Linked DNA regions of Homo sapiens: region 1 is linked to region 2. A link is a loop called in an ENCODE intact Hi-C map of the cell type or tissue named here. Cell type or tissue: endothelial cell of umbilical vein. All regions are shown on one strand. Each heading gives the region's core, and the rest is flanking DNA. Links, peaks and the distances in the headings are about the cores only.

Region 1 (8,450 bases), core at 258-8,257, 680 kb after region 2:
TTTTATTGATCAAATTTGAACTTTATGCCTAAGATACTTGTATTTCTTTTTTTTTTTTTTCACTTTTCTGGTTTTTTTTTTTCTTGCTTGGGTTGCATATTCTGCAAAACATTGAGAAATAATATCAGAAGACAGTTACTACCACATGCTCTGATATGATGATGTGGCACTTGCCACAGGCCAGGTGTCCTTTGAGGGATGGTTAATTCTGCCGGTGCTCCTCAGAAAGCGAGAAAAACCTGGGAGTTTATGCCGCTGTTTCTGACCACATAGTAGGCCTCATCCAATAACTAGGAATATGAAAGCCTAATATCAGGATAATCCTGAGACATAATTCAGATTTTCCCAATGGGATCAGGCTGGAGATAACCTTCACAGGATTTTGCTTGAAATTTTATCCCTGCAGGGGGGTTTCTTCCTATTTCCGGTATCTAGTGTTGCACAATAAGCCACCCAAACATTAGTCTTCTATCACTGTGAAACTACCCCAAATTTCAATTTTCTATTGCTTCATAACAAACTATTCCAAAGCTTAAAACTGCAATTATTGTATTTGCTCATGATTCTTTTGGTTGGGAATTCAAACAAGGCATGGCAGGGATTGTTTGTCTCTGTCTATGATGTTTGGGACCTCAGTTGGGATGGCTGAAACAACTGTAGGGGCTGGATGGACTGGCTGGACTGGCTGGACTGGTGTCATATATCTGGGGCTTTGGTTTTCACTGCCAGCTGGATTCCTCAGTTTTCTATTCCATGTCACCTCCCCATGGTGCTAGCTCAAACTTCACAGCTTGGTGGTCTCAGGTGGTCGGGTTACTTACATGGCAACTGGTTACTGCTGGGGACAAGCAGACACTGCTAGGCATCTTAAAAGACAGGCCTGGAATTAGGCCAGAATCATTTCTACCATGTCTGTTTGTCGAAGCAAGTTATAAGGCCAACTCTGATGGGAGGGGAAATAGACCCCTCCCTGGTGGGTGGAGTGGTTTGTGCAAACATGGAGGAAACGAATGGGAGGCAGCCACCTTTAAAAACCAGTTACTACACTCCGCTCCCTGTCCTCCTTGCTCTTTTACAGCTTTCTCCTGGGAGCACTTTCTAAATGAAATCACCTACACATAAACTCTCATCTCAGAGTCTTGCCTCTGGGAAACCTGACCCTAAGATAAAGCTTATTTCAATCCAAAGATTTCAGCCTCCTGTTCTAGGAAGGTTTGTTACTAATGTGGACTAAATCCAAGTCTCCATGCTGACATCTGCAAAACCCCAGGAGCAAGCATTATAACTCTAAATCAGGGGATCCCCAATTTGGGATACTCACTACAAACACTTCGGAGCTCAAGAAAAAAAAAAAAAAAAACCTTTATGTTTGGGACCTACTCCAGGGATTCTGAATTCACTGGGCTGGAATAAGATGTATGCATGGATATTTTCAGTATTTTTTTAAAGTTCCCCTGCTAATTCTAATGTGGAGTCCAGGTTAGGAACCACTGTTCTGGCCAGGTGCAGTGGCTCACACCAGTAATCCCGCACTTTGGGAGGCCCAGGTGTGTGGATCACGAGGTCAAGAGATTGAGACCATCCTGGCCAACATGGTGAAACCCCGTCTATACTAAAAATACCAAAATTAGTTGGGCGTGGCAGCACACACCTGTAGTCCCAGCTACTCAGGAGGCTGAGGCAGGAGAATCACTTGAACCCAGGAGGCAGAGGTTTCAGTGAGCCGAGATCGCACAATTGCACTCCAGCCTGGCAACAGAGCAAGACTCCATCTCAAAACAAAAAACAAAAAACAAAAAAAACCCACTGTTGTAAGTAGTTCAAGCCATGAAGACTGTGTGTGGGAAAAAGAGGATGAAAATACCACAAGGTATCCTGTGAAGGCAAAAAATAAATAACCCTTAACCAAATCACCTCTTGCCCTGGGGCCAAAATCTTATAGCTGCCATCAAATAACATGGGTTGCAAATCTGGTTTTCAAATCCAGTTGCTCTAGGTTTAGGAGCGGAGAGGCTTCTTTTACATGTCTTGTCTGAATAAAAGTCACATACATATACTCTACTAGTTCAGTTTAGAAAAATTAATTCCAGTCATTGTGTACCCTTTGCCTTATGGCCTACAGCATATTAAATGTTATTTCTAAATCCTACTACAGTTTTATAGAAATAGTAATATCTAGCCTTCTCTTTACTAGGGACAAAGAACAATCTTGGTTATATTCGCACCTGAGTTGGAAAAAACAACTTTCAGTGCCATTTATTAAACTTCAAGAGTGTAATCTGATTATTAAAGTTCCATAGTGTAGAATAATATTTCAGAGTATAAAGGACTCACAGACACTTTTCCTGGCTAATTCCACAATCAATAGGACAAAATTTTCCCTTTTCTTCTTGCTGAGTCTCTTAATCTTTAAATGATACAGAGGAGAGAGTGTTCTAACTTCCTGTAATTACATTTTCTTGTTAAACTTTATCCTTAGTCCTGATTCTCAATTTGGTTTCTATAATCACTGGTTTTTATTCTATAAAACTTTGTTTTGTAATTAGCAAGATAGAGATCAATGTAACACAAAATATGTGCTAACACAGAACCAGGTTTTGCTCTTCCATGCATGAACGCCAAGTGTAGAGAAGATAACCTGCAAAAACAGTTCAAGGGAAACTTGATCTCATCCCAGAAATAACAGCCTCCTCTTTCATGGGAGGCAGCAATCTTAAAATGTTGCATTTCAACACTGTACCTCCCCTTCTTGCCAGGAATTATAACATAGTAACATCTCTGAAATGGTGATATGTCTTATAATTGTCATCGTTTAATTGGCAGGTTTTTTCCTTTCATAATGGTAAATAAAATAATGGTAAATAAAATAAGACCTTAAAACTGACAGTGTCTTAGTTTTGATGAAATATGGCAATCCACACTCACCCAGCTAAAGAAAGCATGGAATAAATTTCAAATTAAAATGCAGATATGTGAAAGGCAAAAAGAAAAAATTGAATTTCCTGTCTAATGTAGCCCCTTTTGGACCCTATCAGGAGCAAACAGCAATAACCAAAGCTTGGAGTGCTATATGCAGGTCACTACATATGCCTTCTCTCACCTATTGCAATTTTGAGAATATTGCCCACATTTAGGATAAGCTCTAAGAGACTATCTTAACAGTATAGGTGTTTTTTTGTTTTGTTTTGTTTTGTTTTTTAAGATGGCTGACTAGAGGCATTGTAAGCATGCCTCATCCACTTAGAATTACCAAAAAATATGTAGACAGTCTTTTTTTTTTTTGAGCTGGAGTCTCCCTCTGTCGCCAGGCTGGAGTGCAGTGGCACGATCTCAGCTTACTGCAACCTCCGCTTCCCGGGCTCAAGCGATTCTCCTTCCTCAGCCTCCTGAGTAGCTGGGATTACAGGCGCCTGCCACCACGCCCAGTTAATTTTTGTATTTTTAGTAGAGACGGGGTTTCACCATGTTGGCCAGGATGGTCTCGATCTCCTGACTTTGTGATCTGCCCATCTCTGCCTCCCAAAGTGCTGGGATTACAGGCAGGAGCCACTGTGCCCCGCCAACATTCACATTTTAAACACATTATCCAAGGTGGAATGTGGGAGTCTGACAGAAAAAAAAAATGATAGGAAACACTAAAATCTAGGAAGGAGAAGGAAAATGTGCAGCTTCTGTGGCTAGGATTGGCCCGGAACTGGTAGTGAATCCCTCAGTACAGGGGAAGGTGAGTGAGTGTCTTCCTACAATTTACCTTCTCACTTGGGAACTGTACTATCCAAGCCATAGGAGAAACACTTTGAGTCTTCTAAGCCCTGATTCTGACTTGGGAGCAGCCAGGAGACTGTAGGAAGGAACCCCAAGGAGGGAACACACTTTGGGTCTCACACTCTTTCTGGGACCTGAGGAGCTACAATAAAACACCATTCTTGATCCTTGCTTTTAACAGACTATGCTCAGTCCTGGAAACCAGTGGCACCAGTCCCGGGCATTGGGGAAACTCAGGCTGCTGCTTCCAGAGTGGGGCATGGGGCCTAGGTAGGGGTGTGGGGGAGGCTTTTGCAAACGGGACTGAGAAGCAAGTGTGCTGTGGGCTGCAGCTGCTGGTGCTACATGTGGACAACTCCTCCACTTGTCCTGAGTAAGACAAGAGTTGCTGCAGAAACTTGGACATGAGCTGGGAAGAGGGCCCCCATGGCCCAGCGCTGAGTTCCAGGCTAGGCATGAACTACCAGGTCTGACTGAACAGCCAGGATGGGGGAGGGATCCCCCAGCTGCAACAGCCAGGATGGGGGAGGGAGCCCCACAAGCACTGGGGCATGAAAAGGACATAAGTCCCCCAGCTGCTGGCCAAGGCTGTGGCTGCTGAGACTGCTGGGACTGGCCACCCCCACCACATGGTAAGACCTCACTGTAGTGGTGGTTGCCCCTCACCCAAGCATTTCTCCAGGGCCCAAGGATCAACCCACCTCACCCCCAACTCCTCATCACAGCTAGTCCATGCACTCATCATTGGGGGACCTGTGCACAAGTTTGCCTGGTCTGGCTCTGCTTGGCTTCACCCCACCCTCTGAGACAGAGTGCAGGATCCATGGTCCTGGGGGTTCCATAACCCAATCCACCACCTGGGGCACCTAAGCATTTATCCTGGGGGACAGAGGCTGGACACAAACAACATATCACTACCACCTCAAGTATCTGCAGGTGCTTGCTTCTACCTGCAAGCACCACCTAGTGGCCTGGAAGCCAGCCTGCATGGCCCAGAAGCCAGCCTGCATGGCCCATTGCAACTGCCAACACAAAAGCACAGCACTTGGGAATCAGAAGAGCATCTCACCACTACTGCTACCACCATTGCCCACATCATGTGGCTGCCCAGGAACCCAAGAGCCTACTCACCCAACCAGTCCACCACTACCACAACCAGCATTGAGAAAGGCACCCAGAGCCCAAAAATCAGCCTGCTTGGAACCACCAACACAAGTATCAGAATACACTGCCACAGAACACAAGGATAGACATGCTTAGCCCCACTGAAAGCTAAAGACAGACCAATCTGGCATTCCAGACCCTAGCACAAGTTCACCACAGCCTCCACCAATAACCGCACCCTAACACACCAAGGAAACCACAGATACCACTGATGCTATTTATAGCCAATGAAATTATAGTAGTCTTCCCTACTCCATGCACCCAAAAGCAAACCCAACCAACATCATAGTCACATATTCAGGAAAAAGCCCCCCCAGTGAAGGAAAATTCAAAAATAAAGAGAAGCAAATGCTGTAAAGACATAAGAAACATGAAAAAGCAATATGACATCCTCAAAGGAACACAATAATTCTCCAGCAATAGATCCTAACCAAAAAGCAATCCTCAAAATGCCAGATAAAGAATTCAAAATATTTATTTTTAAAAGTTCAATGATGCAAGAGAAATATGAAAAGCAATACAAAGAGCTCAAAACTCAATTCAGGAAATAAGTGAAAAATTTATCAAAGAGATAAATATCTTTTTGAAAAAAACAGACATTCTGGAACTGAAAAAGTCATCAAAGCAAGAACAAAATACAATCGAAAGTTTCAAAAATAGACTAGGCCAAGCAGAATAGAGAATTTCAGAACATGAAGACAAATATTTTGAAATAATCTAGTCAGGCAAAAAATAAAGAAAAAAGATTTTTTAAAAAATGAACAAAGCCTTTGAGATACTTGGGACTACAAAAAGCAACTGAATGTATTAATTGTTAGTATCCCTGAGGGTAAAGAGAAATTGAAAGGCTTAGAAAACCTACTTAACAAAGTAATAAATGAAAACTTCACAATTCTAGGAAGAGATTTAAATATCCAGATATAGGAGTCTCAATGATCCCCAGAAAATACAATGCAAAAAGTACTTCACCATGGCCTATTGCAATTCAGGCTGTCTAAAGTCAAAGTGACAGTACAAATTCTAAAGTCAGCAAGAGAAAAACATTTTATCATCTATAAAGGAAACCCTCTATCTGACTAAAAGCTAATTTCTCAGCAGAAACTTTACAGACCAGGAGAAAATGGGATGATATATTCAAAGCACTAAAAGAAAAACACTGTTAGCCAAGGATACTATGTCCAGAAAATTTATCTTTCATAAATAAAGGAAAAATAGTCTTTCCCAGACAAGCAAAAGCTGAGGAAGTTCATCACCTCTAGAGCAGCCCTCCAATAAATGCTTAAGAAAGTTCTATACTCAGAAGCAAAAGATTAATAGCTACCATCATGAAAACACTCAAAAATATAAAAGGCATTGATAGAGCAAGCAAACAAGGAAGAGGAAATTAGCAAATGTTACCACTGTAGAATACCAACAAACTACAATAGTAAACAATAACAGAGAAATAAAGGGAAAAAATAATATATATAATTACCAGAAATCAAGTAACAAAATAACAGGAATAAGCCCTGATATATCAGTAATAGCCCTGAATGTAAACAAATTAAACTTTCCACTTAAAAAAAAATATAGACTTGCTCAATGGATTTTTTAAAATGACTCAAGTATAGGCTGCCTACAAGAAACTCATCTCATCTGTAAAAACATGTACAGACTGAAAGTAAAGGCATGGAAAAAGAAGCTACATGCAAACAGAAACCAAAATTAGGCAGAGTAGTTATATCAGATAAAACAGACTTTAAATCAAAAACAGTAAAAAGAGACAAAGAATCTCATTATATATTGATAAAAGGATCTATTCAGTAAGAAGATATAAAAATTCTAAACATATGTACCCAAAACTGAAGCACCCATATATATAAAGCAAATATTATTAGATTTAAAAGAAAAGACAGGCTCCAATACAACAATAGATAGGAATTTCAACACCCCATTCTCAGCATGAGACAGTTCATCTAGACAGAAAATTAACAGAGAAATATTGAATTTAAACTGCACATTAGACCAGAAGGACCTAAAAATCATTTACAGAACATTTCATCCAGTGGCTGCATAATACACATTTTTCTCATCAGCACATGAAACATTATCCAGGTTAGACCATATGTTAGAACACAAAACAAGTCTCAACAAATTTCAAAAAATTGAAATCAGACCACAATGAAATAAAGCTAGATATCAATAGCAAAGCGAACTCTGGAAATGATACAAATACATGAAAATTAAACAACATGCTCCTGAATGACTGAATGAAAGAAATAAGGAGTAAATAAAAAAATTCTTGAAACAAACAAAAATCAAAACCCAATATGCCAAAACCTACAGGATACAGCAAAAGAGTGCTAAAAGGGAAGTTTGTAGCAATAAATGCCTACACCAAAAAAAAAAAAAAAAATAGAAAGACTCCAAATAAAGAAACTATTGATGCATCTCAAGGAACTGGAAAACAAGAACAAACCAAACCCTTGGTAGAAGGAAAAAAAGAAAAATCAGAGCAGAACTAAACTAAATAGAGACCAAAAATACATATATACACACAAGGGATCAGTGAAACAAAAAGTTGGTTTTTTGAAAAGATAAACAAAATCAATAAACTACTTGATATGCTAACCAGGAAAAAATGAGAGAAAACCCAATAAAATCAGAAATGAGAAAGGAGGCATGATAAATGATACCACAGAAATACAAAAGATCATCAGAGACTATTATGAACAACCATACATTCACCAACTAGAAAACCTAGAGGAAATTAATAAATTCCTAGAAGCATGCGACCTCCCAAGATTGAACCAGGAAGCAATAGAAGACCTGAACAGTCCAATAATGCACAGAACATTAAATCCATAACAAAAAAATCTCTGAACTAAGAAAAGCCCAGGACCAGATATATTCATAGTAAAATTCTATCAAACATACAAAGAAGAATTAATCTCAATCCTTCTGAAACTGTTCCAAAAAACTGAGGAGGTGGGAATTCTTTCTAACTCATTCTACAAGGCCAGTATAACCCTGATACCAAAACCAGACAAGCACACAACAGAACACAGAAAACTACAGACCAATATCCCTGATGAACATAGGCACAAAAATTAAAAAAAACTAGCAAATTAAATCCAATGACACATCAGAAAGACAGTATACCACACTCAACTGGGTTTTATACCGGGAATACAAAGATGGTTCAACATACACAAATCAATAAATGTGATACATTACATAAACAGAATTAAGGACAAAATCCATATGATCATCTCAATAGATGCAGGAAAAGCATTTCACAAAATCCAGTATCCCTTCATGATAAAAACCCTCAACAAAGTAGTCATAGAAGAAATGTACCTCAAAATAACAAAGGCCATATACAACAAACCCACAGCCAACATCATACTGAATGAAGAAAAGTTGAAAGCCTTTCCCATAAAAACTGGAACAAGACAAGGATGCCCACTTTCACCACCCTATTCAACATAGTACCGATAGTACTGGCCAGAGTAATTAGGCAAGAGAAAGAAATAAAAGAC
Region 2 (8,450 bases), core at 84-8,083:
AACGCTTTACTGAAGTGATTTTATACTTAAAGTTTTTCAAAACTTAGTTCTTAAGTAACTGAGGACATGAAGAAAAATTCTCTTAAGAGATTTTTAGATCCGAGTCATTTTCCCTACTCAAATTTGTAAGAAGATACACAGTAGAAACTAATTTCTAAGACATGATCTGATAGATTCTGGTGTGTAGACTCTAAGAGAAACCATGCAAAATTTGTTAGATTACACTTAAAACATAATTCTCTTGAGTTATGTAACTCATAAGAAAAGCGAAACTACAAGACTCCAGTGCATTATAAACTGAATCAAACTGAGCTTTTTTTCCTGTAAAAATGGAAGTAGAGCCAAGTGTAGTTACATTTTCTTTCCAACTCTTTCGTACTACTTGGTCCCTTGTTATTTTTCTAAGCCCCTTGCTGAGCATTTTATTAGAGGAAATCACTCGAGAAGCATGTCCCAAGCACCAAGAACAGTGGAACACAATAGATGCTCAATAAATATATTGTTTGAGTAGGCAAGTTCCCATGTGAATTCTCTGATCATCTTACACTTAAGAATTGTTAACTCACATGATAGACATGATTAGTACCAAACTAAACTGCCACAGTATTCTAGTCCACCTCGGTATACTTCAGTGTCGGCTCACCCCAGGTTGTACTGACAATCTCCATTCGGAATTAGGCAAGTGATATTACAGTTGACTAAAGCAAGCTCTGCTGTGGCACTGCCAACATTTGAATTATCCCTACCTACCCCTAAAACAGTGAGGCACTACCATTTCTAGAACATCCTGCAAAGAGGGGGGACATTTTCATAAGAAACAGCATAATCCAAGGACAGATTGCAGGAAAAGTCTGACAATGCAGGTTTAGCCATCTGTAGTCACAACTGCAAATTGACTTTTTCCTTCCGAACTGATGATTTGACCAGCAGAACCAAAACTAAATAGCAACTTACAACACTAACTGCTAGATTTACGCAAGACAGAGGTAGTTCCCTCAAAGGCAACATTAGAAGAGCCATCAAAATGTTCATCTCCCCTAACATGTCTTCCTTAAGCTGTCCTTATCCCGAATTCCCCACATGGATCACCACTCATAAGAAGTGGTGGCTCTCGGCTCTTCCTGCACATCAAAAGCCAGATAAAAATATGATCCTAGGTTTTTACTGCAGACCAACTCACACTTTCAGGATGAGTAGTCATATTCTGTAAAACTACAGGTGGGATAATGGACAAAGAACAAACCATGATGTCTTCAGGAAGCCACAATAAGCATATAAGTTGCCCAAATGAAGTTCATGCCTTATTTTGCTGAATGAATCAATAAATTATTTTCTATGCATCTACTATGTGATAACATTGTGAAAACATACAAGGACAATCAACCCCATTATTAAACATTCAGTACCAGGGCTTGCTTCATGGGTGTGCAACCTGTGCAGCTGAACAAGGCCCTGCCCTCAGAAGGGCATGCTTGGTTTAATGCTCAGCTGTCAGCATCTTAAAACTCTGGGTAATTTTGAAACAAGGAGCCCCACATTTTTATTTTGCATGAGTTTTTGTACTAGCCAGGCTTGGAAGGGTTGAAACTCAAATATGACCCTAATGTGACACATTGTCCCCACCTTCATCTCCCCTGCAATCTACTGTATCATAGGGGAATTGTAATGCATCATCCCTATGCTTAAAATTCATCAGCCATTTTCTCCTATGCATTGCATAATTTGTCTGTTTCTCTCGCCTCTAGCTTGACATAATCTTTCCCAACTCCCCTCCCAAATATTGCTTTATTATCGTAACTGGCAAGACGGGAAGAAAATGTGTCATAAGAGTATATGAAAAGGGGTACTCATGCTCAGGTGCCAGGAAATAAGTCTTGGGAAAGCTGAGAGGCTGACCTTCTAATTTTAAATTGGAGTCAGACATAAAAATTGACTGTATTGGTTAAATGATATTGGTTAAAAGTTATAAATGGCTTACAAAAGACTGCATCATTCCCCATTCAGAGGAAGAAACAAGTATATATCTGAGGCCTCCAGGAGGAAATTGAACATGGGGCACCAAGAATGAAGAGGTGGTAGAATATAGGCACAAGGCATCAGGGATGAAAGCAGAGAGAAAATACTAGGAGGTAGGAATGCTAAATTCACTCTCATTAACCCTGAGCATCAGGGATGTCTTGAAGATGTGCAACCAGCACAGTCACACAAGCTCCTGAGCTGACAAGGGGCCCCATGCTTGGTAATGCTCTACTGTGGCCATCTTGAAATTTTTAGTAGTTTCTGGAAAAGGAACCCCACATTTACTTCACATCAGGCTCTGCAAATTATGTAGCCTGTCCCACTTAGCACTATGTGAAGTGGTTTACATGTACTATCCTATTTAGTCCCTGAAAATCCATAACATATCATTACTGTGATTTTTTTTCTCTTAATGAGGAAACAGGTATGGAGTGGTAATGTACTGTACCAAAAGGCACACCACAAAGATGAAGCCAGAACTTTCATCCAGGTTTTTCTGACTGCCAAGCCAGTGTGTTTTTGATGACAGTGATAGGCTGGCTTTCCAAGTAAAGACAGGAGAGAGCAGGTGGCTCAGTCAGCTAGACTGCAGGGGACATAAATAGGATTAGCAGAGGACAAGGTAAGAAGGTTGAGTAAATCAGATCACTGTAGTCCCTGAATGATCATAGACTTTCCTATGGGACAAGGGGGGAAACATGAGTGACATATTGAGAGTTGGACTTTAGGAAGTCTATTATTGTGATAGTGTTAAGGTATTTTGTTAAGCAAACAAAAAGGCATGGAGAAGATATCTGGGGCTCATATAGTCCTTCAAATATGAGGTAACAGGATGAATAATAATGAAAGCTAATGTTTATCAAGCATTTACTCTGTGCCAGGCACTATTCTAAGCACTTTGGTATAATGCTTAAATACTGTAATCCCCATCAAAGTTCTGTGAGGTGCAGGTAGTTTTTAAATATCCTCCTGTTATTGATGGAAAAAATGAAAAGGAAAGCAAGTTTCAGTAACTTGTTCATGGTCATGCAGCCAGTGAGTGGCAGAGGCATTATTTACTTCAGAATCAGTGATTTAATCTTCAATAAGAATATTTAAAAGATGCCCTTTTTAACTTAAAGAGTTCTAAAACATATAAAAATGAAAAATATTAAAGAATGCTATTTTACAAAAGATCCAGGAGGATAGAGTATTAGCAGATTTGAGAACCTATCGTAAAGGAAAGCCATTTAAATCCTTTGGTTCTTGGCACAAAAACAGAAACGCAGATCAATAGAACAGATTGGAAAACTGAAATAGTTTTTAAAATTGTAACATAAGACCCCATAATAAAGTGTTAGGAGGAATTAATTAGAAAAACTTGATAATACTTTGAGGAAATGATCAGGTTAGATTCATACTTTGCATGATACACTAAAATAACTTCTACATGGATTAAGGATTTAAATACAAAAAATTGAATGACAGTAAAGCCAGCAGGAGATGGAATAGAATATCAGGTTTATAAGAAAACAGTAACTTCAGCTTTGAAGCAGTGGAATAAATTATGAAGGAAAAGATTGACAGATTTGAATACATAAAAAATTTAAAACTTGCTGTTTTTTCATCGTACAGAAGACTAAATACAAAGGATATTATTACTGAAGGCCATATTTGCATTCCATGCTACAAAGACAGCTTTAAAACCCAAACCATGTTACCCTTATTCAAATTTATAAGGAAAAACATCAGATCTCAAAATATAAATACTTAAAATATGAAAAAAATGAATACACTGACAATCAGTAAAGAGAAATTGTTCAGCCTACCAACAATTAATAAATATGTGCAAAATAAACTTGAGATAGGATTTTTTACCTTCTAAATAACTCCCCATACCCCCCCCCCCCTTATCCTTATAACACCCAATGTTAGTTAGATTGAAGCTTGTGTACTCATTCCTTACTGCTGGCATTGCAAATGTATACAGACTTCTTAAAAATTAGTAATACAAAGCTAATCAGGCTCAAAGCTGCATGAGTTTTTTCAGGCAGCAATTACATTTTGAGCACTTTATCGTCTGGAAATAATAGCAAAAGCAGATGTGAGCAAAAGATGTTCATCTGTTATTGTTTACAATAGCAAAACCCTGGAAACCTAAATGCCCCAAATTGAGAATGGTTTTATAAATTATGAGAAGGGACTACTTGTTATAGAGGGCAAGCCATTTGAAGATTTTTATTTTCAGGAGTTTGGTCCAAAGGGATGAGGAAAGAGACAGTGAAGTAGCTTGAGGGGAAAACATTAAGGAAAAATTGTCATTTATTTCATTGAAGCCTTGGACATATTTATCAATTGAGGGGGAACAAGATATTAGAGGAAATAAGAATGAAATTTTGAGAAGGAGAAGAGGGGGAGAGAGAAGGGGTGGGGAGGGGGAGGAGAGGCGGAGAAGGAAGAGTGGCGAGACTGGAGGTGCAAAGACCTCTGAGGCACAAAGAAGCCTCAAAGGCAAATGTGGAAAAGTTTGCTTTGGAGAAGGGATGTGACTTCCTCTGAGATAAAGATGAAGAAAGAAACATTTGAAGTGAAGAGAAGGAACAATTTGATCTCTGAGAATTTGACTTAGGTGAGTCTTTCTTGGTCTGGCAGAACCGGATACCCTGACACCTGTGATGCTGTAACTCTATAACATTTTCACAGCATTTGTTCACTCCGCATTTAGTGTGTCATTTTCCAGCTGTGAACGAAAACATGAGCAAAAGTGCCACCAGGGGGCAGGCTGGGCACTGGCAAAAGCACTTCAAAGAGACCATGGAAAAAGTCTTTTCCTTTCAGCCCAGGGGTCTATTCTTTGTTTTTGCAACAACAAACTGCATCAAGTCCAGAGCATTTTCCTTAATGGTTGTGTTGTGGGTATGGATTTTGCTCCATGAACTCAAGTGTGCAAGAAATGTCACAGTACTGTACTTTATTTTCTCTAAATAAAATTAAATTCAACTGCAAGCCACCATCCTAGGCAAGGCTGAAAGTCACTCAGTCATTATTACAGCTCCCACAGCCCCAAAGCATTCTGTAGAGATGAGGATCTTATTCAGTGCTCGTATTTAGGTCATCGGTCCATCCAGCGACTAGTGAAATACTTATGACCTGAACCAACATGATGTCTTGGTACATGGTGACAGTGCTGTATCCTTATCTGTTAGGATAGGGGCAGAAGTTCCAATGTCTGGAACGTATGCACACACGCACACACACACACCCAGATACCTCCTTAGGTTACGCAAAGAGGGAAGCTGAGGATGATTCCTATCTGTAGAAATTGTCTCCTGTACCCTCTTCTGGCTTGAGGGAAATTCCTCCTGCTTCCCCCCTGTGCCTGCCTCTTTGTCTCCTCTATGGTCTAATCATGGGCCAGCTTAGGCTACAAAGAACATCTAGGAAGATAGACATCTTCAGAACACACAAACTTCAGGAGAGGCATTGAAGCCCAGAGGCCCCATCTAGTTCTTGGAATCCGGAAAGGAGAAAACACAAGATCAAAATGCACCCACACCCATATGTCTAAACTGTGTTGCCACATTTGCCACAAGGTCACCGTCCTTAAAACACCCACTACTTGACAGATCTGACAGTATGAGACCGTTATCTTCTAGTAGATGAGAGAGCTCAAGCATCCCTCAGTCGATAGTGGGCCAATCCCAGAACTGCTGCCATGGAGGAGCAAAGATGAAGGGACAAACTCTCATCTCAAGGAGCTTCCAGTGACACACAGGTAATCAAGGACTGACGAATTTAGGTAAGATATTACACATTTCTAAATCACTTACCAATATTGAAAACATTAAAAACAAAGGGTTCACGTAATCATCTGTGTATTATCTAGCTTCTCTTAAAAATAAGACCCGGCAACCCTGGCCTGCATTCCTGCATGGCAGTCATGATTAGGAGCTGAGTAGAGGTTGTTCCCTTTAGCTGGGACCAATATACTTCAGTGTATCACAGTCCCCATCACTCCCTACTATGTTATGCTCAGGCTCCTCTCATTTATGCTACTTGTCTAGCTTCTATACGTACTTGGGTTTGCAACTCGACTGAGTAAACCAAATAAAATCAGAGACACAGTGGTAAGTGGCCTATAAGCATTAATTAAGCTTCTGCCTTTCCTCGATGTTCACTCTGATATACTTGGGAATTCAGAATTATTTCACGTAGACCTTACACGAACAGACGCTAAAGAAACAGACTTAAATGATAAACTTGGCTCATGTGCAAATGTTACACAGAAAGCCAGTGGCACTCCGTACAGAGAATAGTATACTCATGCCTCATGTATGTGTGCAGAACAATAGATGTTCATGAAATGCAGATTTAGCTGTGTTCCTTGGCCTCATCTCCCATGACTGTCATCGAGGGTGCCCAGTGGATCAGTAGGTCACAAGTGAACAAGTGTTTACTGTTAGCTGTGGGTGGCCACTCCCACAAAAATTCCTGAGAACTGGTCTCATCCTAACCTCAGGCCCATGAGCTCAGAGAACTGGTCTCATCCTGACCTCAGGCCCGTGAGCTCAGCCTCAGCCTGCAGAAATGCCAGCTTCATTCTTTATTTTAATTTTCAAGAGATAGGCTAAACTCAGAACTTATGCCACAATAAATTAGAACAATCCAACAGAAACAAGAGAAGAGAGGCTGTTAAGCTCAAGGAAAGAAAAAAAAATTTATAATGAGGACATCTGTACTTATCTGGCTTTTCTGGAGAGTTCAAGTTACTATCCACAAAACACATCTATGAAAATGTTTAGACCACAAAACAATATATTAATCAGCAAATAAGCAAAGTAATAACAAATTTTATGCGTTGAAAGATGCTATTAAATACAAAGGAAAACTCATCATGAACTTCCCGTTAAACATGCGCATACAACAAGAATTTTATTGGAACTTTTTGTTGGTTGGAATTGTATAAATCCAGTGGAGTATATTTAGAAAGACAATAATTAACTAGAAAAGAGATTGAGCATAAAAGCGAGAAAAGCACTGAGTATTCCCTGCCCTTCAGCTGAAGGAACACTCCAGCTTCTTCAGCTGATTGCTGAAGCTGGCCATAATTATCAGAAGTACCTAAGTGGCTTCTTGACCCTTAGTTGCAGAATGGCATAAGAACAAAACTGATAACCATTAGAATGCATGACAAATTGTACATAATATCTCTACCTGACAGAATACTTAAAACAACATTTTATCTTAGGTTTTAATGGTTTGGGGAAAGAGCATACGGTATCTACAAAATTCAGGACATTCATTAGTTAAGCATTCTTGAAATCTACAATGCCAGCCACTATCCAAGTAAGGGGAGCCTCTTAAGTCACATTTAGAGCTATTTTCTTTAAAAGGCACTTTGATATTAGACTCTTTAAACATAAATTTTAAAGTACAGCTTGAAAGCGAGTGATAACTACTAGGAAACAGGATTTTTGAAGGATATACTATAAATTCTGTAGCATAAGGTTTAAAAAAGAACCTCATCTTTGAACATTTTTTAAAGTGCTGCACCTTTAAAGACACAGGTGCTTTTAGTTCACAGTCCAAAAATGAGTGACTGAATATACTAATGTCAAAGACAATGACAAAATCAGAGTTCTGAAAAATACACAGCTTTCAATTAATTTGTGAACATGTGTGCATGTGTGTATGCATATCTACAAGTCCCTAAGAGATCAGGAGACGTTATACACAGGATTGCTGTTATTTCTAGCCGCTCCTAAGTCCAGATATTAGACATGCAAAAAGACATTCAGGAAATAAATGGGGCAAGGAAAGAGATACTGAAGCCCTCCCTAAAATCCAAAGCAGCAGCCTGTGTAGATGTCTTCACTGTGAGGTTTCCACGGAAGCACATCACCCTACTCAGATTATGCAGTCTCATCTTCAAGTGCCGTTAATCAGAAACCTGCCAGGGAGAATACTAAACTCTTTCTAAAGATATCTGGAATATCATCAAGTTTTATCACCAAACAATAAAACAAACCCGTCAAGTAGATTTTAAGATTTATTTCTCCTCTACTATTAAGGAGAAAGGAGCCTGTTATAAATGACTAACATTAGTCACAAATCTGCAGGTCAGCAAATGGAAAAAATTGAAATAACCATACATGAATACGAAAAGACAGCTTGTTAATTACTTTTAAGAACGTAAATTGTGTTGGCATAGTGTACTTATTTATGAAATATTGACAAAATAAGAAATATTCTACATCAGAATACTGAGTAATGATGGGGCAAAACAAACTAGTGGAATTTTCAATTACATTCTCTGGGGTCTAACATTTCCCATCTTATCTTTGCATTCTATCCTCAACTTTCTCATCCTCAATATCTGACCACTATAAGGCAGCTTCAGAAGAAGCAAAGATACAAACTTATTTCAGGAAGTTACTTTAGAAAGCAAAGTG

Evidence for each region. Peaks named below come from ENCODE experiments on the same cell type or tissue, not always from the same donor. Only the 100,000 strongest peaks of a DNase experiment are listed, where the experiment ranks them.
Region 1: a loop joins it to region 2, with 14 times the contacts of the local background. A loop is called at or near these places in 13 of 110 quality-filtered maps.

Annotation. Positions count from the first base shown.
Region 1 is chr3:31,443,968-31,452,417 of GRCh38, forward strand. No RefSeq gene overlaps it. Among named protein-coding and RNA genes, the nearest start is that of STT3B, 85 kb to the right of the region's middle. RefSeq lists a silencer at 4,702-4,880. In endothelial cell of umbilical vein, for the core only: a CTCF peak has its summit at 4,736 (motif pointing left); no DNase peak of the experiment used is centred there.
Region 2 is chr3:30,764,140-30,772,589 of GRCh38, forward strand. All of the region lies in intron 14 of GADL1 (glutamate decarboxylase like 1), which reads right to left. Among named protein-coding and RNA genes, the nearest start is that of GADL1, 130 kb to the right of the region's middle. In endothelial cell of umbilical vein, for the core only: a CTCF peak has its summit at 4,762 (motif pointing right); a DNase peak (open chromatin) is centred at 4,762.